Regions from separate parts of the Homo sapiens genome. Here regions 1 and 2 are each linked to region 3. Evidence: chromatin contacts called from ENCODE Hi-C or POLR2A ChIA-PET data. All regions are on one chromosome and are shown on one strand. Each heading gives the region's core, a stretch centred on a gene start or an enhancer-like site at or near the end of the contact. The rest is flanking DNA. Distances are from core to core; before and after follow the strand shown.

Region 1 (3,875 bases), core at 1,376-3,875, 120 kb before region 3:
GGGTCTTGGGCTAGGCCCTGCGTTCTGCAGTGGGAGAAGGGGGAGACCTCTCTCAGTCTCCTGAAGTCCTAGGGGGCTGTGGGGGGTTCTTGAGGCTCTGAAATGTCTGGTGATGTCTGAGTGTGGCTGTGGTTCAAGGATTTACAGGGTCGAGGATTTTAGTGTGTGGGGGGGGATTGTTCAGGGACATAATGTTTTGTAGATTTGGGGCCAAGGGCATCTTGTCTTGGGGTCTCAGCCCCCATGTACCCTCAGCCCTCCAGGCCCTGGCCACCCCCAGAGGGATAAGAAGGGAGGTTCAGTGTCACTCCGGAGGCCTGGCTGGCACAGGTGAACTCAGGCAACACGTTCCCTGGCCCAGGCCTCAGTTTCCCCATGTATACAAGGACAGGACTGACCTTGGATCCCCCAAACCCCTGCCTGATGGGGGCCTGGGGAGCTGAGACATCTGAAACTACACAGGGAGGTGGGACTTAGTTCCTCTTTGGGGGAGGCAGGGATCATCCAACCCACCCTTCAGTAAACAAGACTGGAAACCGAGGCCAGAGAGAGACATGCCCAGGGGGACACAGGGACAACAAGGCTGAGCTGAAGCCAGGGCCCTGGGCTCTGCATCCCCAACCCCATTTCAGCCTCGCCCAGCTCTGCCCCGGCTTGACCTGTCAAACCCCACCACGCGCCCTACCCCATGGCTCCACCAGACACCCCCTGTGTCCCAAGCATGCATTGATCTTCCCTCAGCCTGGAACGCCTCTCCTCCTGATCACTGCTGTTCACTTCTCAGGGCAGCCTTCCAGCCTCCAGAAAAAAATCCCCTTCGAGGCGGGCGGATCATGAGGTCAGGAGTTTGAGACCAGCCCGACCAACACGGTGAAACCCCCTCTCTATTAAAAATACAAAAATTAGCTGGCAAGGTGGTACATGCCTGTAATCCCAGTTACTGAGGAGTCTGAGGCAGGAGAATCACTTGAACCCAGGAGGCGGAGGTTGCGGTGAGCCGAGATGGCGCCACTGCACTGCAGCCTGGGGGACAGAGCAAGACCCCATCTAAAAAAAAAAAAAAAAAAAGGCCGGGCGTGGTGGTTCACGCCTGTAATCCCAGCACTTTGGGAGGCCGAGGCGGGTGGATCACGAGGTCAGGAGATCGAGACCATCCTGGCTAACGTGAAATCCCGTCTCTACTAAAAAATACAAAAAATTAGCCTGGGCGTGGTGGCGGGCGCCTGTAGTCCCAGCTACTCGGGAGGCTGAGGCAGGAGAATGGCGTGAACCTGGGAGGCGGAGCTTGCAGTGAGCCGAGAACGTGCCACTGCACTCCAGCCTGGGCTACAGAGCAAGACTCCGTCTCAAAAAAAAAAAAAAGAAAAAAAAGAAAAAGAAAAAAGAAAAGATCCCCTGTGTCTGCCCACTGCATTGCCTCCCCAGACCCAACCAGTGGGGACAGCTGCGTCCAGCTCTGGGGGCTCCCAGACAGCCAGGCCGAAGGGCTCTCAGCCCCTGGCAGTGCTGGCCCGGGACAAGGCCCTCGGGTCTTCAGCTCAAGGCCCAACAGGAAACAGCACGGGTCCTCCCTTGCCTTTGTCTACGGGGCCTTGAATACTCGGACCTTCCCACCCTCTCCTATCATTCCCTGCACCAGCCCTTGCAGAATCTTCCGCCTCCTCTCCATTTTACAGAGGAGGAAACCGAGGGTTGAGCGGCGAATGATTTGCCCTGCCTGCCCAGCACGGAAAAAAATCACTCTTCTGGCCCCAGTCGCCTCCCTTTCTGTGCTGTGAGTCTGTGTCCAGAGCAGGAAGGGCTGCTCCGAGCTGCAGGGACGGGCTCTGTGTGTTAAACCTTCAAATGGCTTCCAGGGACTCATGGAGCATCCAGGACACCTGGAGATGGCGACTCCTGGGACCCCTGGCCCTTCCCTCCTCTGGCCTTCGGTCCGTGAGGGTGAATTAAGTGTGCCACCCACCAGGGGCAGAGACACATGGAGACAGAGATTGAGAGACAGAGAACAGAGGGGGAGACAGAAAGAGAGAGGGACATGAAGAGCAACGGAGTTACAGGAGGATCTGACGCTCCGTTGGGGAGACAGGGAGAAATGTGGGGAGATGCAGCGTCCCAGGTGCTCCCCAGTGGCCCTGCCCCTCCTCCCCTCTCCCCTCCCCACCAGGCAGGACCCTCAGGGAGCTCCAGCCTGGACCCGAACCCTGTCCCACCCTGACGCACCTGCACCAGGCCAGGCTGGACCTGTGGGGTGGGTGCAGGCCTGGCCCCAGCCCGGCCACTGCCCTGGAAACCCCTCCCCCGCCAAGATGCTGATGTAACATCCAGGATTTGATGTTTTACTCTCCAATTCTGCAAATCCAGACGCAGGAGGTTTTAAGAGGCCGTTGCACCCTGCAATAAAGTGCGGGACACAGGAATCTTGGTCCTCGGGGCACCCCCTTCCCTCGGGGGGGTTTCGCCCCCCGCACTCACGGCCCCTGAGCCCGCGCGGAGGCCCGACGCCCCGCGGCCGACGCCGGTCCCCGCCCCGGGCCGCCATTGGCTGTTGCCATGGCACCAGCCCGTCTTCCCGCGCCCTCATTGGCTGTCTCACCCGCATCCCTCATCCCGCATCCTCCCCCGCTCGCGGTGGTCTCGCCCAGCGCTAGGAGCGGCAGCGCCGCCTGCCCAGGCCCGGACCGGGCTTTGTCCGCCCCGGAGCCCCTGCCCGCGCCGCGGAGACCCCGGAGCCCGCGCGCTCCGAGGCCACCCCGGGCCGGGATTTCCGGTGGGGCCCGCGGAGCCGCGCAGAGGGAGGAGGCCCCAGACCCAGGCGCCCCGCCAGCCCAGCTGCACGTAAGCGGGTGTGTGTCCTCGGGGAGGAGGGCAGGGGCGCGACCTCCGCCTCGCGTCGAGGTTTCCATCCCTGGCTCTCAGCATTGCCCGTCAGCACAGACTCTGGACCCTCCATTTCCCCAGAGTGGGAGCTGGAGGGGAAACTGAGTCCCGGTGAGCTGGGCGTCAGCGTTTCTGCAGCCGGTCCTGCGCACACACCCACTCACGGGCTTCACCATCCGGACCTCCCTGAGGTGATCGGAGGAAGGGATGGGCAGGCCAGTGGTGTGTCTTCGGGGGTGTTGCTGCACCTCTCTGGGTGTCAGTTTCCCTCTCTGGAAAGAGGGGGTTTGGATTAAAGGAAGGAGAAAGGCCCCTTTGGGCCTGGCTTCCCATACCTGTGCCTCCCTCCCCTGAAATGCAGCCCGCTCAATAAGACCAGCCCCCAGTCATGGTGCCTTCAGGGAGTGATCGCTCAGGAAGGCCCCCAGGAGGCTACACGATGCAACCTGGGGGTGAAAGTAGGCAGAAGAGCTTCGTGGAAGAAGCTGCACTGTGTGGGATGGCAGGACTTAGAAAAGGTGCTCTAGGCAGGGCAACTGCACGTGCAAAGGCCTGAGAGAAGAGAGCCTCCAGCCTCTAAGTGAGTCGCGGTGTACATGGAGGAGTCGGAGCGTATCCTGAGGGCACTGGGGAGCCATGGAAGGTGTTTGAGCATGGGAGAAATGGGATCTCACTTGTGACGTTTAAAGCTCCCTCTGGCTGTGCATGGGGGACTGTGGGAGGCCAGGAAGAGGCTGATCAGAATGTCCTCACAGAGGGGTGTCAGGAGCTGGGGGAGGCATGATCCCGCTGGGCAGAGCTTGGAGGGACTAGCTTAGTCTGATGAGGATGCAGAAATGACCACCGAATGTGGGGAGAGGGAAGGTGTCTGAGGCTTGGCTTCGGTCAGCTGAGAAGAACCACGTGGGGGAGGCCTGGGTTTGGGGAGCAGGAGGCAGACATGTGTTGCTTTGCACGTCATCTGGTCCTTCCACCTGGCTGGGCATGGGATGGTGACC
Region 2 (4,240 bases), core at 655-3,154, 100 kb after region 3:
CCCTCCCTCGTCTCTCTCTCTCTCTCTCTCTCTTTCTTTCTTTCTTTCGCTCTTGTTGCCCAAGCTGGAGTGCAGTGGCACAATCTTGGCTCACTGCAACCTCCGCCTCCCGGGTTCAAGTGATTCTCCTGCCTCAGCCTCCCGAGTAGCTGGGATTACAGGTGTGCGCCACTATGCCCAGCTAATTTTTGTTTGTTTGTTTTTTGAGACGGAGTTTTGCTCAGTCGCCCAGGTTGGAGTGCAGTGGCGCGATCTCAGCTCACTGCAAGCTCTGCCTCCCGGGTTCACGCCATTCTCCTGCCTCAGCCTTGCGAGTAGCTGGGACTACAGGCGCCCACCACTATGCCTGGCTAATTTTTTGAATTTTTTTTTAGTAGAGACGGAGTTTCACCTTGTTAGCCAGGATGGTCTCGAACTCCTGACCTCAGGCGATCCGCCTGCCTCGGCCTCCCAAAGTGCTGGGATTATAGGTGTGAGCCACCGCGCCCGGCCCATGCCCGGCTAACTTTTTGTATTTTTAGTAGTTTCACCATGTTGGCAAGGCTGGTCTCGAACTCCCGACCTCAGGAGATCCGCCCACCTCGGCCTCCCAAAATGCTGGGATTACAGGCATGAGCCACCGCGCCCGGCCCACTCTTTTTCTTCTCTTTTGAGGCAGGATCTTGCTCTGTTACCCAAGCTGGAGTGCGGTGGTGCAATCATAGCTCACTGCAGCCTCCACCTCCTGGCTCAAGTGATCCTCCCACCTCCCACGTGGCTCGGACCACAGGCGTGTACCACCACACTAGCCTAATTATTTAAAATTTTGAGTTTGGGTGCCGTGGCTCACGCCTGTAATCCCAGCACTTCGGGAGGCAGAGGCTGGTGGGTCACTTGAGATCAGGAGTTGGAGACCAGCCTGACCAACATAGGGGAACCCCTTCTCTACTAAAAATACAAAAATTAGCTGGGCATGGTGGCACGTGCGTGTAATCCCAGCTACTCGGGAGGCTGAGGCAGGGAGAATCGCTTGAACCCAGGAAGCAGAGGTTGCAGTGAGCCAAGATCGCTACTGCACTCCAGTCTGGGCGACAGAGTGAAACTCCGTCTCAAAAATAAATAAATAAATACATTTTTGTAGGACAGGGGTCTTGCTATGTTTCTCAGGCTGGTCTCGAACTCCTGGGCTTAAATGAGCCTTCTGCCTCAGCCACCTAAAGTGCTGGGATTACAAGTGTGAGCCATCACGCCCTGTCTTTGCCACTCTTGCATTTGGGCATCAACGCTGGCATTGGCCAGGGGAACTGGGATTCTGGAATTTTCTCCAATTGGCTCCATCCTGAGAATCCCATATTTGGAAAGCTGTGAATTCAAGTTCCGAGTATCTTAAAACCTTTGGATTTTACCCATCGAGGCTGAGGATAGTAAGAATATTTACCGGCCAAGAATATCACTTTAAAAAAAAATCAAAACAAACCTTTGTATTCTCTGTCCTAGGTAGACCCTAAATCCTGCCCTTGTCCTCACCTCCTGCGCTCAGATCGGAAACCTGGGACCTTTGCCTCCAAACCCCACCCCACAATCCCGCCCAGGCTCAGGACTCAGTTCCCTTCGCCCCCACCGCGCCCTCCCCCGGCCCTCTGCACCTGCCGCGTCCCGTACCCGGCCTGCTCTTCTTCACCATTGGTGCCTTTTCCTTCAACCCCACCTCCCCAGGGAAGCCCTCCTGGTGACTTCACCACGCCTGTGTGTTCAGTTATTCTCCCTCTCCCTGGGAGGTGGGGAAACCGAGGCATAGAGCGGCGAGGCTGGTGCTCACGGCCCCCCGGGGTCCTCCCCAGACCCCTCCCCTCCCTGTGGTCCGGGGGTGCATGGGGTGGGGCGCGGGGGCCTCGCTGGTCCTGGGGTTCAGTCGGGCGCGCGTGCTGCCACCTGGTGGCCAATGGGGCAAGGCCGCGGGTCCTCCCCGGGCGTCGGGGCCCCCACCCCACGGAGCCCACCCTGCGCTGGGGGAGGTGGGCTCAGGAAAGCCGCGGCCCCCGCTCGGGACGCCAGGGGTGGGGGACACGGAGCTTCGCCAGACTCCCCCAAACTCGGGCGCGTCATGGGAAGAATGGAGGGAGCTGGATGATGGGGGTCCTGCGGGCTGCCTTCCCTGGGTCTTCTGGTGTTGTCCCCGTCCCGTCCCCTTCTTACCCCTGCGTGACGCCCAGACCGAGGGAGGTGGGACTGGGACCCCCTTCCAGGGACAGAGCTGCAGCGGGTCTGGCGTCCACCAGGGCGCGCCCGCAGCCCAGAAACCCGCGGGCGCTCCCCACGTGCGCGCTCACACGTGCATCCGCGGCTACCCCAGTGCCTCGCGGCTCGGGCTTTTTTTAATTTTTATTTTATTTTTATTTTTTTGAGACGGAGTCTCGCTCTGTCACTCAGGCTGGGGTGCAGTGGCGCGATCTCGGCTCACGGCAACCTCCACCTCCCTGGTTCAAACGATTCTCCTGCCTCAGCCTCCAGAGTAGCTGGGACTACAGGCACGTGCCACCACGCCCAGCTAATTTTTGTATTTTTAGTAGAGCTAGGGTTTCACCATGTTGGTCAGGCTGGTCCCCAACTCCTGACCTTGTCATCCGCCCACCTCGGCCTCCCAAGGTGCTGGGATGACAGGCATGAGCCACCGCGCCTGGCCGGCTCAGGCATTTTGACCCGAGGCACACGTGGTCCTGTGTGGTTGGTGTGTTTCTGAATGAACAGTGTTCACGTAGATTCAGGTGTGCCACACGTGATGTATACGGGGCATGCTTATGCGTGTTCTCGCATGCTCGTGTGCATTCTAGCATGTGTGCTCACTCCTATACACAGGTTTGCATGCGTGTGCTGGCATGTCCGTGTGGGTGCACACAGAGGCTGTGACATGTTCGCTCGTTGCCACGAGCTCAGGTGTGTTTGTACATGGTCAGTCCCGTTTATACATGTGCACGCATGGGCACGTATGTGCCAGGAAGGTTCACACATACACCTTCTCATGTGCGGCCTGCTGTATCTGCACATGTGTGTCCTGGTAAACGCGTGTGTTTGCGTGTTCTGGTGTGCTTGCGCATGTTTGTGTGTGTGCATGTGGGCGCACTCACAGCCACAGCCCATGCTGGCGTCCCTGAGTGCAATGGCCCCTTATGGACTGGGTCCTACAGGACACCCCTGAGTCAGGCCCCACATACCCCAGGGCCCTCCCACAGCTCCACTGCCCCAAACCCCCTGGCCCTGTGAGCCGATCCCTGCAGCCAAAGGGTCCAGGTCGCCCCCAGTCAGCCTCTCCCTGGTCTGCCCCAACCCCCAGCTCTCCACTCGATCTCCCCCACTTCAGTGGCTGCAGCCTCCTGCACCCGCACCCTCTTCCTGCTGTGGTGGCTTCTGGGTCCGGTCCCCAGTCAGCCCCAGCTGCTGCCTGTGCCCCCAAGAGATGCAGAGCTCTTAGGAGGCAGGGCCGTGTCTGGGGTCCACGGCTGCACCCTGATCTCTGGTATCCAGCCGGCACGCGGTAACCAGGTCAGAAGCCTAACCGTCCTTCAGCCGGGCCCAGCAGCTCCCGTCGCTATGGGAAATCCATGCTCAGCTCCCACAAACCCAGCAGTCACCAGCTGGCCTCAGCCAGAGGTTCCCCTGTCACAGAGCCTGCCAAGCAGAGACCCTCCTGACACTCACTCACCCCTTCCTCTCCAGTGGTGGGGCTGGATGAGCGGGCCGCCTCCCTCCTCTTTACCGTTCCCTCTCCACCTGGCAAACTCCTATTCATCCTGTGGGGCCCTGGAACATGGGCCCCACTTCTAGGATACCTACCCCAGTCCTGGGGGTGAATGGACCAGAAGCTACCTTGGAGAGCAGACCAGGTGCCAGCTCCCAGGCTCCCAGCCCTCCTGGGTGAACTTGGGTGGTGGCAGCTGCGTCTCATTTCCAAGCCAAGCCTGTAGACAGGAGCCCAATGGCGGTTAGTCAATGGCAGACCGCCAGGGAGGGGTGAATGCTGGTTCCCAGGCTGTGTCAACATAGCCAACCAGCTGCCCAGGAGGCTCTGATGTGAGGACCGTACCCACTGCTGGTGCCTCCCTCCCTCCCTCCCTCCCTCTCTGTCTCTCCCTCCCCTCTGTCCCTCCCTCCTTTCCTTCATCCCTCCCTCCCTCTGTCCCTCTGTCACTCCCTGGCCCTGGCCACCCACACAGCCCCCAAGGGCCATCTCCTTGGCAACAGTGGCCACAAGGTCGTCTGCTGG
Region 3 (4,118 bases), core at 1,284-3,783:
CCACAGACTCCATTTCCCATGGACCTGCCCCTAGAGAATTCCCACCCTGAGGCCACAGGTCTAGAAGCTCTCAGCCTGACGCTGATTCCTGCCAGCTCCCCATGTGGCCATAGCCTCGCTCAAAGGCCCTTGGGTGCCAGGACAAGCGCGTTCACAAAGAACACAGCCACAGCCTCCACCACCTGGAGGCTCAGGCTCGTGCCTTTGGTCACTTGGTCCCCAGGCCTCGGCTTGGACGCCTGTCTCCACAGGCTCCCAGACACTCCGCACAGGGCAGCTGTCCCGTTCTAGGCCCTGGGTATGGGACATGGAGGCCGGGTGGAAGGCCTCAATGGGGAGGCAGTAACAGGATGGTAGGGCGCCCTCCTGCCAGGGGGTCCCACCAAGGGCAGCCAGCAGGACTGAGACAGAACCCAGTCCCTCCCCACCCACCACTCCAGAGCATGCTTCCTGGGGCCAGCACCATGCCTGACCCTCCGTGGGTCCCCACATGAGCTGGACAAATGAACGACCAAAAGACAGGAGGCTGTGGTGCCCCACCCACCTGGACCGAGGGAAAGGGCGGAGGGGAGGGCGCCCTGGTGGTCCCCCGCCTGAGGCCAGGGCCATAGATGACCTTGCAATCCCAGCCCCCCACACCTTTCTCTGGCCTGGATTCCCGAGGGCCCCGGGGAGGCAGGGACCCCCAGCCCAAGTGTCCTGCGGCCCCACCACCAGCCCCGCCAAGGCCCCACCCCAAGTTCTAGAACCTGGCTGATCACTGGCGGTCAGCGGGGACCCAGGAGCGGGGAGGGGTGGCGGGAAGGCAGGAGAAAGTTGAGGGAGGCAGGCGGGCGGGTGGCTAACGGGGTGGTGGGTGTGAGCTGGGCCAGGCACTGCCCACCACCCGCCCGCCCGCCCCGCAGCTCGGGGGCCAATGAGCAGCGGCCGGCCTGATGTCACCCTGCAAATCTCAGCCTCGCTCTCTAACAAAGAGAACAATGGGGCGGCCAGAGGGAAGCTCCGACGATGCCACCGCTGGACCCCACACCCGGGGCCTGCCGCCCGCCGGCCTGCCCAGCAGGCTGCACCCCAGAAGTGGCTTTGACAGCCGGTCCTTCCCCAGGCCCCGAAATCCCTGACTCGGGGCCAGAGAGTGGAGCAGGGACCCTCTCCTGCCCGGTCCCGTCCCCACCCCAGTCAGGGCCCCAGGCTGGAGACTGAGACGTGCGCTCTTTGTACTGTCAGCCTTCTCTCCCGGTCCTGCAGGCGGCCCCCCTAAGCCACCCCTAAACCTGCGCTTGCCCCGCCCCGCCGCCTGTGCTGGGTGTGGGGCGCCCCCCGCCCGGCCGGAGCCCCGGGCCCTCGAGCCCCTCTCTGGGGTGCCCCTGCGGGCGGCCGAGGGCCTGGGCTGCGGCGCGGCTCCCCGGAGCCTTTCCGGGCTGGAGGCGGCCCAGACAAAGGCGGCGGCGGGGCCGGAGCGCGCAGGGGAGGAGCGCGGGCTGCGCCCAACTTTCTCCCGCGGCGGCTGCAGGACAAAGGCGCAAAGGCAGCGGCCGAGGCCGGAGCCCACGCGGGGCGTGTCCGGTGCGGGGCGTCCGGCGCGGGCTGGGCTGGGCTCGGGCGACCCCCTTCCCCGGGGCGGACGGTGCGGGGACCCCCAGGACAGCAACCCCCGACGAGGGCCACTCACCCTGGCGACCCACGATCTCGGCGACGTGCTCGGAGCTGGGCACCGGGACGCACTCGGTCATGTTGACGCTTTTCTTGCGGCTGCCGATCACGCTCATCTGGTCGGCCAGCAGCGTCGGGGGCCCCAGGGCCGCGGGGTGGGGCGCGAAGCCCGCGAACACGTCGGGGGGCGACGGCCGGGGCGGCGGCGGCGGCGGGGGACTCGCGTTGGGGTCCAGCAGCGGCAGCGACCCGGGGGCCACGGCGGGGGCCAGGGTCGGGGGCGCGCCGGCCTCAGGTCCGTCGGGGGGCACAGGCTCCGGAGCCGCCCCGCCGTCCGCGCCCCCCGCCGCCGCTGCGCCGTCCCCGGCCGCCCCCTCCTCGTCCGTGTCGCCAGCGCCCCCCAGCCCGAGCGCCGACAGCTGGTCCAGCGCCAGGCGGAGCGCGGCGGCCGCGTCGTCGGGTTCGGGCGGCGGCCGGGGCGCGGGCGCGGCCTCCTGGGCGCCCTCGGGCGGGGGCGCAGGTCCGGGTCCGGGGTCCTCCCCCGCCGCCCCCACGCCGCCGCCGCCGCCGCCCCCGCCCCCGCCGCCGTCGGGCTGGCCGAGCGAGCTGGGCATGGCGGGAGCTAGCGCTGGGGCCCGCGCTCCTGCCGCCCGCGCCGCCGCCGCCGCCCGCGCCGCCCTCCGCCTCTGCGAGCTGGGCCGCCGGCCGCCTGCATCCAGCGGCGGGGGCGGGCACGGGGGGCCGGGCGGGCGGGGCGGCGGCGGCGCGGGGCTGCTCGGGGCCGGGCCGGGCCGGGCCGGGCGGCGGCAGCGACTCTGGCTGCGGCTCGGCGGCGGCGGCGACGGCGGCGGCGGCTCCTCGGCGGCCGAGGCGGCGGCGGCGGCGCGGGACGCTCCTTCCCTCCCGCCGCCTCCCGCGGCCCCGCCCCGGCCCCGCCCCCGCGACGTCACGCCGCGGCCCAACAATGGGCGGCCCCCAGGGCGCAGGCGCGCGGGGCGGGGCCGGGGCGGGGCCGGCGCCGGGCACGTGGTCCAGGCCCCGCCTCCGCCCGGCGCTCGGGCGGGAACCCGGGCGCATCCGCACGTGCGGGCGCTGCTGCAGGTGTGTGCGGCTCAGCCCCTGCCTGGACAGCGCTCCCTCCCCAAGCCTGAGAGTCCCTGCCTCGCGCGCCCCAGGGCCCGAGGTCCCGCTCCCCAATTTCCCCTAGAGATCCGGGTCGCCCCCAAGCGAGGTCTCTTGCTCCACGCCCGCTTCCTTGTGCCAGGGACCCCCACCTCCCTGCATAAAGGCGTGGGGTCCTCTCCAAGTCCCCCTCGCGATCCCACTGGACTTCGAAGTCAGGCTCCTGCCCGCCCACCGCCTCTGTGCCAGGGTCCAACCCCCGCCCCACGGTGCACCCCCCAGGGCCTGGGGTCCCAGTCCCCAAGTACCCCTTGCTATCAGGTGGGCTTTAGGGTCAGGCCCCTGCCCCACCCCCAGCCTCTGTGCCAGGGACAGCTCCACAATCATGCACACCCCAGGGCCTGAGGTCCCTCTCCCCTAGTCTCTCCTAGCTCCCCTCTGGCTGGCTCCCGGCTTTGGGATCAGGCCACCTCCTCCACGCCACCTCCTCCGCCCCACCCAAGGCCACAGACCCGGTCTCTGTGCCCCCAGCCAGAGACCTCTCTACCACAGTGGTGCTTCCATGGCGAGGGCAGGCTCACACCAGCCAGAACCCTCCATGTGGAGCCCCACCCTCTTCTGGGGTGCCTTTCCCCGCAACGGGCGTTGTCCACCTCTAAAGCCACCCTTGCCGGGCGCGGTGGCTCATGCCTGTCATCCCAGCAGTTTGGGAGGCCGAGGCGGGTGGATCACGAGGTCAGGAGTTAGAGACCAGCCTGGCCAACATGGTGAAACCCCCGACTCTACTAAAAATACAAAAATTAGCCAGGCGTGGTGGCGCGCACCTGTAATCCCAGCTACTCAGGAAGCTGAGGCAGGATAATTGCTTGAACCCTGGAGGTGGTGGTTGCAGTGAGTCGAGATTGCACCACTGCACTCCAGCCTGGTTGACAGAGCAAGACTCCTCTCAAAAAAAAAAAAAAAAAAAAAAAATAGCCGCTTTCCCAGCGGCTCTTCCTCCAGCTGTCCTTCGGGGCCTTCCTTGCACCTGTGGGGTTTTTTGTGATAAACCTGTCTGGCTGGGTCTACCTGCCCCCCTCTTCTACCAGACCTGTCCCTGGCTGGCTGTGCAAACTTGGACCGAAGGCAGGGCTCTCTGGGCAGGAGTGGGGCAGCCTGCCCCTTTGCCTAGCAAGGCTTCTCCTCTGTCCCCTCCCCCCGCCTCACACACCCTGGGTCCCCCTCAGCCACTCTTCTAGTCCCTCAGCCACAGCCACCCACTGCTGGGCCCTTCACTTTTGGTGGCTTCTCTGCCCACTTCTTCCAGGCAGGCAGGGTCAGGATCCCCCTGCCTGGAGCCCTTC

What was found. Hi-C counts contacts between places; a loop is a spot of excess contacts on that map. ChIA-PET counts read pairs that join two places held with the same protein, here RNA polymerase II (POLR2A). Pooled maps may share reads with other maps.
Region 1: a map with no recorded cell type shows a loop between it and region 3 (2.2-fold over the local background). The contact joins the promoter of APC2 here to the promoter of MEX3D in region 3. A Hi-C loop is called at or near these places in 1 of 37 single-sample maps with no recorded cell type and 2 of 50 pooled maps. POLR2A ChIA-PET finds 5 or more read pairs at or near these places in 6 of 52 experiments (A673, H1, HEK293T and 3 more).
Region 2: a pooled map shows a loop between it and region 3 (2.2-fold over the local background). The contact joins the enhancer-like site here to the promoter of MEX3D in region 3. A Hi-C loop is called at or near these places in 6 of 168 maps with a recorded cell type or tissue (head of caudate nucleus, ovary, pancreas and 3 more) and 3 of 50 pooled maps. POLR2A ChIA-PET finds 5 or more read pairs at or near these places in 6 of 52 experiments (GM12878, H1, HEK293T and 2 more).

What each region holds. Positions count from the first base shown.
Region 1 is chr19:1,447,496-1,451,370 of GRCh38, forward strand. APC2 (APC regulator of Wnt signaling pathway 2) reads left to right here and starts at 2,626. Exons shown (of 15, transcript NM_005883.3): 1 at 2,626-2,843. RefSeq lists a silencer at 2,473-2,672.
Region 2 is chr19:1,670,230-1,674,469 of GRCh38, forward strand. No RefSeq gene overlaps it. Among named protein-coding and RNA genes, the nearest start is that of TCF3, 20 kb to the left of the region's middle. RefSeq lists a silencer at 1,621-2,320 and an enhancer at 2,145-2,672. Within about 2 kb of position 1,905, at least 2 of the 41 ENCODE cell types and tissues checked have a DNase peak (open chromatin) inside an H3K27ac peak, as active enhancers do.
Region 3 is chr19:1,565,792-1,569,909 of GRCh38, forward strand. MEX3D (mex-3 RNA binding family member D) reads right to left here and starts at 2,534. Exons shown (of 2, transcript NM_203304.4): 1 at 1,673-2,534. The coding sequence starts at 2,267. RefSeq lists silencers at 2,534-2,723, 2,764-2,813.